Linked DNA regions of Mus musculus: region 1 is linked to region 2. A link is a contact called in ENCODE Hi-C or POLR2A ChIA-PET data. All regions are on one chromosome and are shown on one strand. Each heading gives the region's core, a stretch centred on a gene start or an enhancer-like site at or near the end of the contact. The rest is flanking DNA. Distances are from core to core; before and after follow the strand shown.

What was found. A loop is a pair of places that touch in the nucleus more often than their neighbours do. ChIA-PET counts read pairs that join two places held with the same protein, here RNA polymerase II (POLR2A).
Region 1: a map of heart shows a loop between it and region 2 (2.2-fold over the local background). The contact joins the promoter of Lonp1 here to the promoter of Safb2 in region 2. A Hi-C loop is called at or near these places in 1 of 37 maps with a recorded cell type or tissue (heart). POLR2A ChIA-PET finds 5 or more read pairs at or near these places in 5 of 5 experiments (Patski and embryonic stem cell).

Annotation. Positions count from the first base shown.
Region 1 is chr17:56,622,808-56,630,173 of GRCm38, reverse strand. It overlaps Lonp1 (lon peptidase 1, mitochondrial), which reads left to right and starts at 3,271. Exons shown (of 18, transcript NM_028782.2): 1 at 3,271-3,693; 2 at 6,949-7,037. The coding sequence starts at 3,301. Catsperd (cation channel sperm associated auxiliary subunit delta) reads right to left here and starts at 2,031. Exons shown (of 22, transcript NM_175350.3): 1 at 1,924-2,031. The coding sequence starts at 1,985.
Region 2 is chr17:56,582,937-56,590,140 of GRCm38, reverse strand. Safb2 (scaffold attachment factor B2) reads left to right here and starts at 5,556. Exons shown (of 21, transcript NM_001029979.3): 1 at 5,556-5,867; 2 at 7,070-7,157. The coding sequence starts at 5,697. It overlaps Safb (scaffold attachment factor B), which reads right to left and starts at 5,159. Exons shown (of 21, transcript NM_001163300.1): 1 at 4,791-5,159; 2 at 1,275-1,359. The coding sequence starts at 4,979.

The DNA.
Region 1 (7,366 bases), core at 2,022-4,521, 42 kb before region 2:
CTGCGCTCTGGCGCTCTGGCGCTCTGGCTCCTAAAGATGTAAACAATGGGGGGTTTACACTCTTGCTCCTGAAGATGTAAGCAATAAAGTTTTGCCGCAGAAGATTCTGGTTTGTTGTGTTCTTCCTGGCCGGTCGTGAGAACGCGTGTAAGACCTCACACTTCCTGTTCTGGGCTCTCTGCCTTTTATATCCCATCCCATGTACAATGCTGGGGAATCGAACCCAGAACCTTCGTGGGAAGGGGGCTCACTTCTTTGGAGGGGGTCTCCCCAGGCTCTTTTTATTGTTTATTCAGAGACAGGCTGACTAAGTAGCCCAGGCTAGCCTGAAACTCCCAATCCTCTTGCCTCCACTTCCTCACTGCTGTGATGGCAGGCATGGGTCACCTGCCAGGTTTCTGTGGTGCTGGAGTTGGTCCTGGCTTCACCAGGTGGGTCAGCCCTCAGCCCAGCGAACTCCAGCTCAAGCCACACCAGCAATTACTTTTCACAAGTATTTCTTAAGTTTCCCTACTTTGTTGTTGGTGAGCTTTTTTTTTTTTTTTTTTCTGGTTTGTAGCAAACAACTGCCTTTTGGGTGTGATGAGCCACTTGGGAGGTTGAGGTAAGGCATTGTATTCAGACACAGATCCGGCTATGTTGCACAGGCTGGCTGCAAAACTCACAGCAAGGGACTGCCTTGCTGAACTCCAGTGATGATAATCTAGAATTCAGGGCTTAAGAACTGAGGTCCCCAGGGGACAGTTAGTTAGCAGCCTCCACGACAGGATGGCTTTCTGAGCTGGGCACCAAAAGTGGGAGACTTTTCCTTTCTCAGCAGGGCTTCCCTGTCTCTTCCTGTCTTTGTTTGGACAGTGTCCTTAAACACAGGTGGCTGGCCTCTGAAAAGTGACCAGCTGCAGAACTCAGCACACACAGCCTGTTCTGGCTTCCCACCCACATGACCCATTGGCCCTTTCCACCTGTACCCCTCAAAAAAGCCCTTAAAGCCGGGCGTGGCACACGCCTTTAATCCCAGCACTCGGGAGGCAGAGGCAGGCGGATTTCTGAGTTCGAGGCTAGCCTGGTCTACAAAGTGAGTTCCAGGACAGCCAGGGCTATAAAGAGAAACCCTGTCTTGAAAAAACCAAAACCAACCAACCAACCAACCAACCAACCAAAAAAACCCCCAAAACCAAACCAAAAAGCCCTTAAATACGCTCTCATCCCTGGAAGAATACAGCAGACATCCCACTGCAGTAGTCTCCAGAGATCATTTTGTCCATATTCATGGCTGTCTGAACCCTCCTCTCCACCTCTGCCCCTTTTGTCCCCTCAGGCTGGTGACCTCCGGGGAGAAAAGTGGGAAGGAGGAGGGCATACAGAGACATACTTGCATGTTAGCGATCAGAGACACTGCTCACCATGGCACTAAGCACAGCATACTTCCCAACATGCACTCAGCCTCAACAGCCCATGGCACTGCTGCTGAGCCAGGTAGGGATGGATGGTGGGACAGATTGCAGACTGCACAAGGAACTTAGGTTTGACGCATGTCCAAAGCCCTGGCTCCACACCCAGAAATGGATTTTAGTGATTTGCTTGGGAGAGATATGCCAAATTTGATTTCTACAATTGGGCTGGAGGGTATGCCTGGGCTCCAACAAGAACCAGCCCCATTCCTCCTGTCATAAACCTCCCAGCAGGGCTGGAGAGATGGCTCAGTGGTTAAGAGCACTGACTGCTCTTCCAGTGGTCCTGAGTTCAATTCCCAGCAACCACATGGTGGCTCACAACCATCTGTAATGGGATTTAATGGCCTCTTCTGGTGCGTCTGAAGACAGCTACAGTGTATTCATATAAATAAAAAAAATAAAATTGAAATATCATTTAAAAAAAAAAAAAACCTCCCAGCAGCAATCCAACCCAGTTAGGCAGTTGTACCGGCACAGTGTGTGAGCCCTGACCATGGTGGCCACTGCTGCTGCTAGCATCAACACCAGCATCTTGCCTGGTTCTCCACAGCTAACACTGCTCTTCAACCGCCAAGCTTGAGAAAGTGTCTGAGCATGCGTGAGGTTAGGCCGCTTCTCTCCTACCCGCCTCTTGTCTGGGCACGCGCACCAGGTAAGAAGGCCACTAGCAGGACCTTTTGGACGTGTCGGACAAAAGCCCGGTTAGGTCTACGCAGAGGAAACTGGAAGGAGTGGGCATGCGCAATATGGAAGCAGAGCTCGCACATTTCAAACCTGAAAATTACACCCAGGTTCCCAGATCCATAAGTCAAAATCCAAAGCATGCCCAAACTTCAAGGAGGTCACCACAGCACTAGCATGAGCACACGTGGGTGTGGAAGCAGAGCTTTGGGCATGCATCAATCCACTCCCTGCTTTGTGGAGCCGGAGCATGCACACGGGTCTCTTGGGACGTGTCCTGGAAGCTTCAGTGTTTTGGTAAGTGCCTCACGGACCACTGACAACAAAGGCAACGCTGAGCAGGCGCACCTGCGCACGGCCTTTAGCATGCATACTATACGAGAGGCAAAAGCCCTCCAAGCACGCCTCCTCCAGTGTGGAGTGAAGATGCCACCAACTGCGTAGGGAGATGTAGTAAAACCTGTTGTTGTGTATCAACAAAGAACGCTGAAAAGACTAAAGTTAAAGGAGGGGTGCGCTGTACTTTTCTTCCGATGCCTTCAGAACACAGAATTTACCCTGTAAAACCTTTTTGATGGCAGTAGAAAAACAGAACGCAGTACTAAGGTACAGCTTGGACAGGACAAACCAGTAGTTGTAGGAACTGGGAGGGGCCACGCTTCTTCCAGGCCCCCTTCCTAGAGCGATGCCCCCCGCCCCCTCCGCACAAGCTCCAGTCTGGAGTCACCGCTCTGGCCACGCCCCTATGTCAAGCCCCGACCTTTGAGCCCGCCTTCGGCCATATCCCTGATTCCAGTTCCTCCAATCCCTGCCTGGTGGAGCGCCCCCCATTCGGACCACACACCAGTCCTGCTTTCTCCGTCATGTTTCCTCAAGCTTACTACACCTCTCACTTTTTCATCCAGATCCTCAAAGTCCTCTCTAGAACATCCTTCATCGGGCCACGCCCCCTTGCCGTCCAACTCCAAGCCCCGCTCTGAGCCTTGAACCACGCCCCTACTCCGCCCTCCCATCCCCAAACCCAGTCTCCCTCTGACCACGCCCACTCACTCACCTTATTCAAGCTCCGCCTCTCCAGCCCGAAGCACGCGAGCGTCATCACGTGCGCAAACGGGGGGCGAGCAGAGATGACGTAAGTGCGGTGCGCCGTCAGTATGGCTGTTCCATGGCGGCGAGCACAGGCTACGTGCGGCTCTGGGCCGCTGCGCGGTGCTGGGTTCTGCGGCGGCCGCTGCTGGCTGTCACCGGAGGCCGGGTCCCGAGCGCGTCCGGGTCGTGGCTGCGCCGAGGATGTCGGGCCTGCGACATGTCAGCTCCCTGGGGCGGCCGCGTTCTTCCCGGCGGGGTCCAGTGGCGGGGGCTGTGGGACTCGGGCAACCGCGGTGGCAGCGACGAGACCTCCGAGGGCGGTGCGGAGGACGGGGCCACGGCGAGCACCGGGGAAGGCCCGGTCGTCACAGCGCTCGCGCCCATGACCGTCCCGGATGTGTTTCCTCACCTGCCGCTCATCGCCATCACCCGCAACCCTGTGTTCCCGCGCTTTATCAAGATCGTGGAGGTAACCAGAGCCCCCGCTCCCCTGCTCTGCTAGCGGGACCGAGTGGTCTCTCAGCTCCCTCGCGTCTAAGAAACTTTTGGAACCGCACTCCTGCTTGTCATCGCACCACTCTGAGGCAAGAGGATACCACAGTCCTTGGTGGCTCACTTGGACACAAATTCTTCCCTTTTTCTGGTCCTTCAGGACCCGAGATAGTGAGTGTAGAAATCCCAGGCCGACTAGCAACAGAGTATAGTTATTTCGCTTCCATCCTGGTGAAAGTTTTGTAACGCCTTCTCAGCCTTGTTCAATGGTGTAGAGTTTATTCATTGAGACAGCCTTATGTATCTTTTGTCTTGAGACATTCTCCTTTTTCACACCCTTAATTACCCGCGTAATGTATCGGGCATAGTTGTGGGGATACAAAGTTACAGGCTTTAGGTATTACATTGTAGGAGTAGGAGAAAGGCCGGAATTACTGGAGTCTGAGTGGTTTACCAAAAAAAAAAAAGGGACAGGATTTTTTTTTTTTCCCTGACACTGTCCCTGACATCTTCCTGGTATTTACCCCTAAAAAGAAAGAAACTTCAAACAGCCTTTTAACTAAGGGAGGAAAATTCCACTGCAGGAAGCTGATCCCATCTGATCCTTTCAAATTAGCTGGCCATGAAGAGGGAGGGAGAACAGGATGATGAAATCAACAGAAAGCAGAGACTTTTAAAGGGGAATTTTCAATCTGCCATCTATTCCCCTATGTCTTGAGTTCACAGAGAGCAGTGGTTATCAGTTAACCTACTAGCAAGGTCATACAGTGAGTCACAGCCACATCACCCGCAGGCCCCCTCCATTCTCTTTGCCCTGCCAACCCTTGAAGGGAAGTGTATCAGCACAGATGTGGGGAGGGTTAAAGCGAGCTCCTCCACCTACCTCCACTCCCATGCTTCCAAGGCCCATCTCACGTTGTCTGTCTGGTAGAAGGACACACACATTTGCCAGATAACTTCTGTAGGGTAACACGGCATCATCACCTATCTACAAGTTGCTCCCCAGGGCCTTAGTTTTCCTCACCTGGGAAATGGACATAATAGCAGTTCCTGTCTTGGAATCAGAGAACTCTTGTGGAACTCACACAAACTGTATGTAAAGGCTATTTTGGTTTTGGTTGAGGCAGGATCTCATGTAGCTCAGGCTGCCCTTCTAGTTGCTGTGTAGTTGAAGTTGGCTTTAGCTCCAGATCTTCCATCTCTTTAGCTTTTGGGTAAGAAGTGCCTCATCTGGTCCTGAGTGACTGAGTTATAAGTCTCTGCTGTTTGCTGCTTGGAGGGGGTTTCCTCATACCGTGATGCTCATAGGACTTGTTATGCCTGGCAGGCTCTAGTAGTGTAGAACTGCTCTGGAGGCCCATTCTGTATCCTCTTTATTCTCAGGGCTTCTCAGACCAGGGCTGCCCACACCTGGTTCCTTAACCCTACTGTGGAGACAAATGTGTGCTGGGGCAAGAACAAAGAGATGCTTCTTCCAAGTGAACCCAATGTGCCATTGGGAGCTAGCTGTCAAGGGTGTGGTGTTGAGACAGTGGTGTGTGCTTTCCTGTTGGTATCACCTCATAAAATGACCAGAGTCAGGGAGAAAAAGATGCTGAGACCCATCACAGAACACTTACCTGGGAGCTAGTGAATAGTTGTTTTTTTATTTTTTTTTTGTTTTTTGGTGCAAAACTCAGCTTTTGGTCTACAGCCATCAGACTCATGTGCTGTCTTTGGCTCTGCAGGCTGGTTAGGGTTCTGTGTAGACTGTTTGCTTATCATGCACGAGGCTCACACAGACCGGATGTAGAGTCAAACACCTGTCATCCGAATGCTCAGAGGGTAGAAGGAGGAATCTTCCGATCAGGAATTCAGGGTTATCCAAGGCCAGCATGAGTTGCTGTGAGGAGACACTATGACCAAGGCAACTTTTAAAATAAAAGTTTTTACTTGGGGCTTGTTTATAGTTTAAGAACATCAAAGTGGGGAGTGCAGTGGCAGGCAGACATGGCACTGGAGTAGTTGCTGAGAGCTTGCATCTGATCCACAGCTTGAAGGCAGAGAGAAACCTCAAAGCCCACCCCAGTGGTATACCTCCAGCTAGGTGACGCCTCCCAATCCTTCCTAAACAGTTCCTATGACTGGGGACCAATTGTTCAAATATATGAACCTATGGGAGCCATTCTTGTTTAACACCACAGACCCCATCTAAAAAATAAACAAACCCAACAACAAATAAATAAAATCCACCTAAACGCAGAGTGGTACTATCTGTAATCCCAACACATGGGAAGATGGATTAGAACGATTGTCATGCGTTCAAGCCAGCTTGGACTACAGTGTGACCCCTGACTCAGACCAACAAAAGAGATCCCCAAACACTGAGACAAAGGGTCTTGCTATGTCAGAATTACACAGGTAAGCTAGGTGTGGTGACTTATCCTTGTACATTGTGCACTTGGGATGGTGAGGCAGGAGGATCACCCTGAGTTCCCAGTTAGAGTCAACTATATAGTGTGTCCCAAGGAAACGTAAATTACAAGGTGACTGTGGAGAGATTCCACAGATGACACCTGTCCTCAAGTGTGTGTGTATGTATGTATATGTGCATATATGCTTGTGCTTATATTTATGTGTGTGAATATTTTCCTACATGTATGTACACCACTTGTATGCTTGGTGCCATTGTAGTTCAACGTTGTTGGATCCCTAGCAACTTGAGTTAGGGTTGATTGTGAGACACTATGTGAACCCAGGCCTCTGTAAACAACTGCTGAGCTACTTCTCCAGCTCCATTGTTTTTTTTTTGTTGTTGTTTGTTTTAAAACAATATTTTGAATCAGGCTGGCCTGGAACTCAGAGTTCCATCTGCCTTGTGTCCCCAGTGCAGGGTGTACCCACAATGTCCAACTAATCGTCAGTTTTAATTCGCACCTGCTATAGGTGGTGAGAGGAGTTATTACCAAGTAGTTGAACAGGATGACTAGGAAATGGTGCTCATGAAGCTGGATGGAAACTGCCAGTCTGCAGGACACAGGAGGCTCCTGTTGGGACTCTGTTTTAGCCTGGGTTTCCTTGTGTAGCCCATGTTTACACTCTCGAGCCTCCTGCTTCAGTCTTCCTGGTGCTCCAGGTCTGTGACACTAGTGAAGCTGTGACGCTGCCAGTAGCATTGGTCATGCAGCTAGATAGTCTGTTTCTGGTGTTAGAGTGCAGTGTCCCTGGGTCCTCACTTACTGCTCTCCTGCAGGTTAAAAATAAGAAGTTGGTTGAGCTCCTGAGAAGGAAAGTCCGACTTGCACAGCCCTATGTTGGCGTCTTCCTAAAGAGAGATGACAAGTAAGTCCTCCTCCTTTTCTCTACTCAACTGTAGTCTGAACTTTTCATATTGAGCTAAAAGGAGCCAAGGACAAGGCCAGGAGTCCAACATACTGCCATTTTACTCTAGGACAAGGACTTGGCTATAAAATCTCTCTATGAGGAGTGGCTTGGTGGAGAACACTTACCTAGCAGGCAGGAGACCCTTTCCCCATTCTGTGAAAAAGAGACTTCTGTGCTGTCCACATGGGGAATTGAATTGCTAGCTCCCTGTAAATGTTGGAGCCTCTGGTATATATGAGATTTTCTACTTCAGCGTGGGTGCCATAGCAGTGGAGAAGTCCTGTATG
Region 2 (7,204 bases), core at 4,307-6,806:
CCCCCCCCGCCCTTTTCTTTTTTTGGTTTTTAGGGTTTCTCTGTATACCCCTGGCTGTCCTGGAACTAACTCTGTAGACCAGGCTGGCCTCGAACTCAGAAATCCACCTGCCTCTGCCTCTAGATTGCTGGGATTAAAGGCATGTGCTACCACTGCCCAGCTCTCCAGCCACTCCCTTAAGACAGGGTCTCCCACTCACTCTGCAGCTAGGTTGGCTCACCCTGTCTCCACCCCCAATCACAAGTGTTACAGATACATGCAGCCATAGCTGGCTTGTGAGTGGGCACTGAGAACTCTAACTCACCCTCAGACTTATGCAGCAGCACTGTCATGCACTGTGCCATTGCCCCAGGCCATGACCAGCTGTTTTCTTTGTTTTGAGAGGTCTCACTACAGAGTTCTGGGTCTGAAACCTGCTGTGTATACAGGCCAACCCTGACCTCAAGAGAGATCCTCTTGCCTCTGTGCCACCATGCTCCATACCAATGTCTTTTTTATTTTCAGATTTTAAGGAAAGCACATATATCTATTTCCTAGTGACCAAACACACAAAAAAAGGCATGTACACTCTACTGTGTCAGCCCCCACTAAGAAGGAATATCAACTTTACACTTAACTCATGCATCTAGTAAAACATCAGAACAAGCATTTGTTTTTACTAAGGCCGAAAGCAAGAAGAATAGAAGACCCAACCATAGGGCACTTCCAACCAACGCTGTCGGAATCATTTCCCACCGGTGGCCCAAAGCAGTGCATTAGGCCACACAGTTCAGTGGACCTCCCTTCAGCACAGGTTCACATGAGTAGCATGGCCACTACTGTGCCACCCCACAGCTAGCAGCTCAGCCTCACAACGACCAAGGTATCATCCCCAAGAGCCTCAACCCTTCCAATTCTGTTTAGTTCCTAGAACTGGAGTTCCAGAAAGATGACAAGTCAGTGCCAAGGACAGACAGCAAGATGCAGTAGGTGACTGGGTGCCCACTGGCTGGAGACAGCAGTCGTGAACAGAGGCGGGGGCAAAGGTGGTTGAGTGGGGACTGTCAGATGGGGAGGCCCGCTGCATGGTTTTAAGTGGACTGCATCTGTGGTGCTCTGTTAGTACATGGGCCTTATTTTCTGACAGACAAGGTAATGAGAGGCTATGTGAAGCTGGAAGACCATTCCCAAATCCATCCTCACTATATGCTCTGATTCTGTGTGACAGAGGGACAGCAGACTCTGCACCCATTGGGTACCTAAGGCACTGACACAGTGGTTTAGGGACTCCTTACCTTTGCTGGGCCTCTTAGGCATCTTCTTGTTGCATTCTGAGGTGACTTCAATTTCATCAGGATTCCCACCTTCATCTTCAATGGCCTGGAGGGACAGAAGAAAGGCCGACCAATAAACCACAGGTAGCAGAGACAGGAAGAACATCTAAGCCTGTAGTTTGAACAGCCTGTTCAACACAGGGAGTGCCCAGCTCGGTTCTCAGGGCATTGAAACTCAGCTGCTGCTACCTACCACCTTAACCCTACAAACTGCAGTCCTGCTGCTCATGGAAGGAAGACTGGCACAGCAGGGCCCTTGCATTATCACCTAATGGGTTTTCTAGGATTAATACAGCTCTACGTCGTTTTTTTTCTCATTTTCTTTTCCCTAGCTCCTCGACAAAGGCTTTCTCCCTGAATGTGAGACTAGGCTGGCAGCCAGCAAGGTCCTGGGGTCATAGTCACATGTAGCTAAGCCCCAGCTTTCTATAGGGATCCTAGGAATTTGAAACTCAGGTTCTCATGCCTGTATTGTAAGGGCTCTTTCTCAGTGAGTACTCTTGGCCCTTAATGATAGCAGCCAGCATTGCTGCAAGACTATCCTGAGGACTCCTTGAGTCGTGGAGGCAACTGCTCAGAACTTCGGACTCCTCCACCTTTTGTGTCCCTGAGGAAAGAGATTCCAGCTTCCTTGGCTTAACCCAGTAACTAAGGAGGGGGAGGGGAACAGGGGACAGGGCTTGGACCTTGCTGTCCCCTTCTGGGACTTGTAGTGGAAGGACCCCGTAGAAGTCCCATTTCACACTCAAGAATGTTATTTGTTCATCAGTGGCCAACTCAGCAAGGGCCTCTCTCTCTCTCACACAGCCCTGTCAACAGTGCCCCCCAAGGAGTGAAATGAGACACTTTCTAGCAGCATGCCTCTCACCCTGGGGATGTTTCAAAGTTGACTGTCCCCAGAGAGAAGGTAGCAGCAGTGCCCTCAGAACTCCAAGCTCAGGCAACTCTTCCAGATCCCCAGGGGCTTCCTGTGGCTTTCATTAGGGGACCACAGACAAACCTGTAAGCAGCCCTGTCCTCTCTCTCCTCTGGAGCTAGTCAGCTTTCAAACAACTCCAGGTAAGCTGTAGAAAGGTATCTCATTTTATCCCTTGGGGCTAAATGACAGAGCTGTCCCTCCCAGGCTACCTCAGTAAACCCCCTCTAACAGGTGCTCCTCCACACCACCTCCCTCTTTAAAAATCCAACCCAGAGATGGTCACAACAAGCAGGCAGAGGGACAGTACTGTAGACTTACCCTCTGATCTGACAAACATACAGGGGTGTGAGTGGAGACAAGCACAGACCAGGGTCCCTCTGCAACCCCCAAGAGGACAATGAGAACAGCACCCTAAAGCCAACCCTCAACTTCTAGTCTTGAGAGAGCTTGGTACTGCCAAGGCTGCACAGTGCCTCACCAGCAGGCCGAGCATCACCCTGGCCACCCCCTTTCACACCCTGTATGTTCTGTAGGTGACACCAGTGTAGGGAGCTTCTTGCCCATTCCAATAGAGATGTAGTGTCCTTAAAAAACAAACAACAAGCTGGGCAGTGATGGCGCATGCTTTTAATCCCAGCAGGGATTAAAGAGGCAGACGGATTTCTGAGTTCAAGGCCAGCCTGGTCTACAGAGTGAGTTCCAGGACAGCCAGGGCTACATAGAGAAACCCTGTGGGGGGGAGGGGGGGGACACGACGATGACACAACCAACAAACCAAAAAAAACCCAAAAACAAACAAACAAAACCCCCAAAAAGCCACCAAACCAAACCAACTGAAAAGAGTGCCTGACGTTCAGTAGGTAGTGTGCCTGCCCTGGCCTCTAACTTCCACACCTCATCTCACAAGCAAGTAATGTTATATGCTGTACATGTTCACAGTACATGAGAGGCCAGAAGACAACCTCAGCTTTCTCTTAGGTACCATCCACCTTGTCTTACAGACTTGACTGGACTAGTCAGGCAGTGAGCCTCAGGGATCGTCCTGTGTCTGTGAGCACTGGGATTGCGGCTGGCACCCCACCTGACCTTTACTGTTGGTGCTGGGCACAGAGCTCAGGCCTTCACACTGCTGCCCTCTCTGCTTGTCACAGTGTCTTCTCTCAACAGCAACTGGTGACTGACTTTGGATGGATCTAGGAGGGTTAAATCTCCAGTTCCTTGTGCAAGGGATGACTGGGCAGATGACAATGTCTGAAAGCTAGAGGGGACAGCTTTTCAAGGTGTAACACAAACAAAGTCTGCTTTCTAAGGTGGAGTAAACAACTACAAAAGCCAAAAGGGGGCCCTGTGGAGACTGAGCTTGTTTACCTGGACTAGACTGCAAGCCAAGCAATGCCTACCCTACCCTGAAGGCAAGCTACTACTGCCTTGATCTGAGGACACTCAGAAGAGGTTAAAGGTCTTCCTGACAGAGAATCTAGGCCACAAAGGAAGGCAATAGAAATGAGCCTCTTTCTCAGGGGGCTCAGTTTGAGGCTGGAACTAAATCCTCCGACTCCCACCTGACCACACAGAATGGAGTGTTATAGCAGTTGTGTGGCAGATGGTTCCAAGGGCCTCTGCAATATTGGGCAAGCATGTTACCTCTGATCTATGTGTCCAACCCCTTTTTTTTTAAAAAAAAAAAGAGACAAAACAAAAACCTACTATGTTTTACAGAAAGGCTTTCACGCATCCCAAGATGGCCTCAAACTTAGGATCCTTCTGCCTCCACCACTCCCGGCCTTAGGAAGTATTTGGGATAAAACTTAGGGTTTTGTGCATGCAAGGTAAGCACAATACCAAATGAGTAGCACACTACCAAATGAGTAGCTCTTGGACCTACTTTATACTTTGAAAAAGGCTTAGCTAGCCCTGAACTCTAATATTCAGGTTGGTTTGGAACTCCTCTACAGCCCAGGTTGGCCTTGAACTCACATCTGACTTACCTTTATCAACAGAAAAAAACGTTCTTTCCTTCCATCTCGTATCTTCCCCTAGCTTAGTTCTAGCAAAGAATTAGAAACAATTTATTTTTCCGCTTTGTTTTTGTTTTTTGTCTCCCTGGGCTACCTACATCCTCCGGCTGTCTGCGAACTCTGAGAGTTTCTCATGTTTCATCTCCACCACCCCTGCCCCCAACGTCACTGTGTCTTCCCAGATTAAAAGAAAAGAAAAGAAACAAAAACCACCTGTTCTGCCTCGGGGGCCGAAAAGGGACTTGGGATCGAATCCCGCCACAAGCTGACCCCACTGGATGACCTTGGCCGAGTCCCCTTCATCCCCCTTTGGGGTTGGGACTAAGCAGTACAGGGAACGCGGTGTCATCGATCCCCCGAACCCGTTCGTGGTGTTATTTCCCTCTGGTCGCATCGCTGGGGGCGTCGAGATTCGAATCCTTGCACCCGGCGCCCGCGGAGCCCCAGTATTAGCGCCCAGCGCGAAGGCCAACGGGCCACTCCGGGCCCGGCGGTGGGTGTCGCCATGGCGACCATGGGGTTCCCCCCCGCGAACCTCACCTTCTTCAGCCGCTCCATCAGCACGCTCTTGTTGCCGCTCGAGTCGAGGTTCCGCTTCTTCAGCTCCGCCCGCAGGTCGATCACCCGCAGGTCGCTGAGCCGCCGCGTCCCGGTCTCTGACGCCGCGGAGCTCACGGCCGCCGCGCCCGCCGCACTCGCGTCTCCTAAACCCGACAGAGTCTCCGCCATTCCAGGGACCCTGGTTCCGTCGCCCACTTCACACAGAACCGGGTCAGTGGGTTTGCGTGAGTGTGTTTTTTTTTTGATTTGTTATTATTATTATTTTTTTGAATCTCGGCCCTCTTACCACAAAATGGCGCCGCCTGAGAGGGAACCGCTTCAGCCTCCCCGGAGGCGCACCTCGACACTGCGCAGGCGCCGCCGGCGCGAGCCCTACGCTCTCAGACGCCTTTACCCAAGCGCAGTGTGCGCGGCGGCAGAGACGACGTAGGCGCGCCTCGCCGGCTCGCGCTTGGCCGCGGACCAAGACGCATGCGTGCTACAGGTCGTGCGCCTGCGCATCACTGTCGGAGCGCTGGCCGTAGAGCGGTGGCGTGCGCAGCCGGGCAACGCTGCGAGAGGCAAACGGGGGTCAGTGAGCGTAGCGAGGCGGTGCGCGTGCGCATTAAAAAGAGGGTGGCGACGGGGCCGGGGGGGGGGGGGGGAGGGGGGGCTTACGACCGGTTGCGCATGTGCACTTGTACCCGCGAGGCTCGAGACTGCTTTGGCGTGCGACCTAGGAGGTGCGTCAGAGCTGTGCGCCTGCGCAGCCGCAAAGGGAGGCGGGAGGAAGCGAGTGCGTTTTCCTCTTCGGCAGCGCCATTTTGTACTACCTCCGAGCCGCCACAGCTGGTGCCAGCGAGTGGAGGGGGTTCCGGAGCGAGTTGGGAAGTCGCGGAAGCGAGGATGGCGGAACCCGGGACCGGGTCGGGCGACCCCGCCTTTGGTCCGGGCGCCTCGGAGAGTGGGACGCGGCGGCTCAGCGACCTGCGGGTGATCGACCTGAGGGCGGAGCTGAAAAAGCGGAACCTGGATACGGGAGGCAACAAGAGCGTGCTGATGGAGCGGCTGAGGAAGGTGAGGGAACCCGAGTGGCGCCGTGGACCCGGGCACGTAACTGCCCGCGCAGACTCGGGCCGGCCTTCCCACCCCGAGCCCCCCCCCCCGACTTCGGTCTGTGCTGTCAGTTACCGAAGCAGCCGAGGCTGTGTGACCTTTACTAGTCGCTGCCCCTCTCTGTGTCTCGCCTCCCACTTGCCCCGGGATTTGCAGGAAGCCGGGCCTTGTTGAGTAATCGGGTGGCTCTGGGCACGTCTCCATGATGACCTTGCACCTGCAGCTGTCTTTTCCGCCACCCTAGTTTTACTCTTCTGGGGAATCTATCAGTCAACCCCACTGTTGGCGGTGCCCAGTGTCTCTGCACAGACCATGTTCGCTCCCAGGTCCGGTCCCCTCGCGCTTCCCTGGTCTTGGAGCCTAGTTGTCATCTCGAGTCAGCGTAAGATGTCACTTTCCTCCCCCTAGACAAGAAGTCTTGTCTACTGCCCTTCAGCGCTTGACACAAGCTTGCCTCTGTGGAACAGGGTCCTTGAGGGTTAGGGACTCCTGATTGGCTGCAAGTAGAAGGCGCCAGAATACTTTGAGGGAAAATTGGCCAGCGCTTTCTTCTTCGGTCTATGTTGTTTTTCCTTATCAAAAATCAGCGCCTCCCCTCCCACGCAAAACTTTTTTTGGAGAGCTACTGTGGCCCAGTGTGGCCTTGGACTTGCTGTGAAACCCAGACTAGACTTCAGCTCTTGGTCTCCTGCCCCCCCTTTTCACTTCCAAAATGCTGGAATTAAAGGTTTGCTTTGTTATGGGAGGCCTTTTGAGCGCCCCATTCAGCTCTTTGCCCTGCCTGAATCAAGGACAGGTTTCCTACCATCATCCCTGTGTTTGATGAAAGAGCACACAAGATGAGCGGTCACCAACCCTGATTTGGGGTTAATACTTGGATTTTATTCTATTTTTTTGTCTTGGGTTGGGGATTACATCTAGGGCTACAAGCTGCCAGGTCATGTATGACCACAACCTGCTGACAGTGACTCTGCAACCCAAGCTTTCAGCTTCCCTTTCTCTAGGTTTTGGGTCTTGAGCAGGGAAGGGGAGCTGGCTGCTAAATGTGGTCTTAAGCTAGATTGTGAACACTTGCAACTGCAAAGTTGCTTCTTAAAGAACACTTTGTGTCAACCCCTCCTAAAAGATAACTTTATTTAAAACTTCATACTCTTTCCCATCAGGCATTTAAGGAGGAAGGACAAGAACCTGAGGAGGTTGGAATCAGCTGGGGAGCTGTGAGCAAGAGGGCTGTAAAGAGAAACACCAAAGGTACTTAACTGCCTGTGCTTGACGCTGGGCCTGGGGAATGGGTGTCT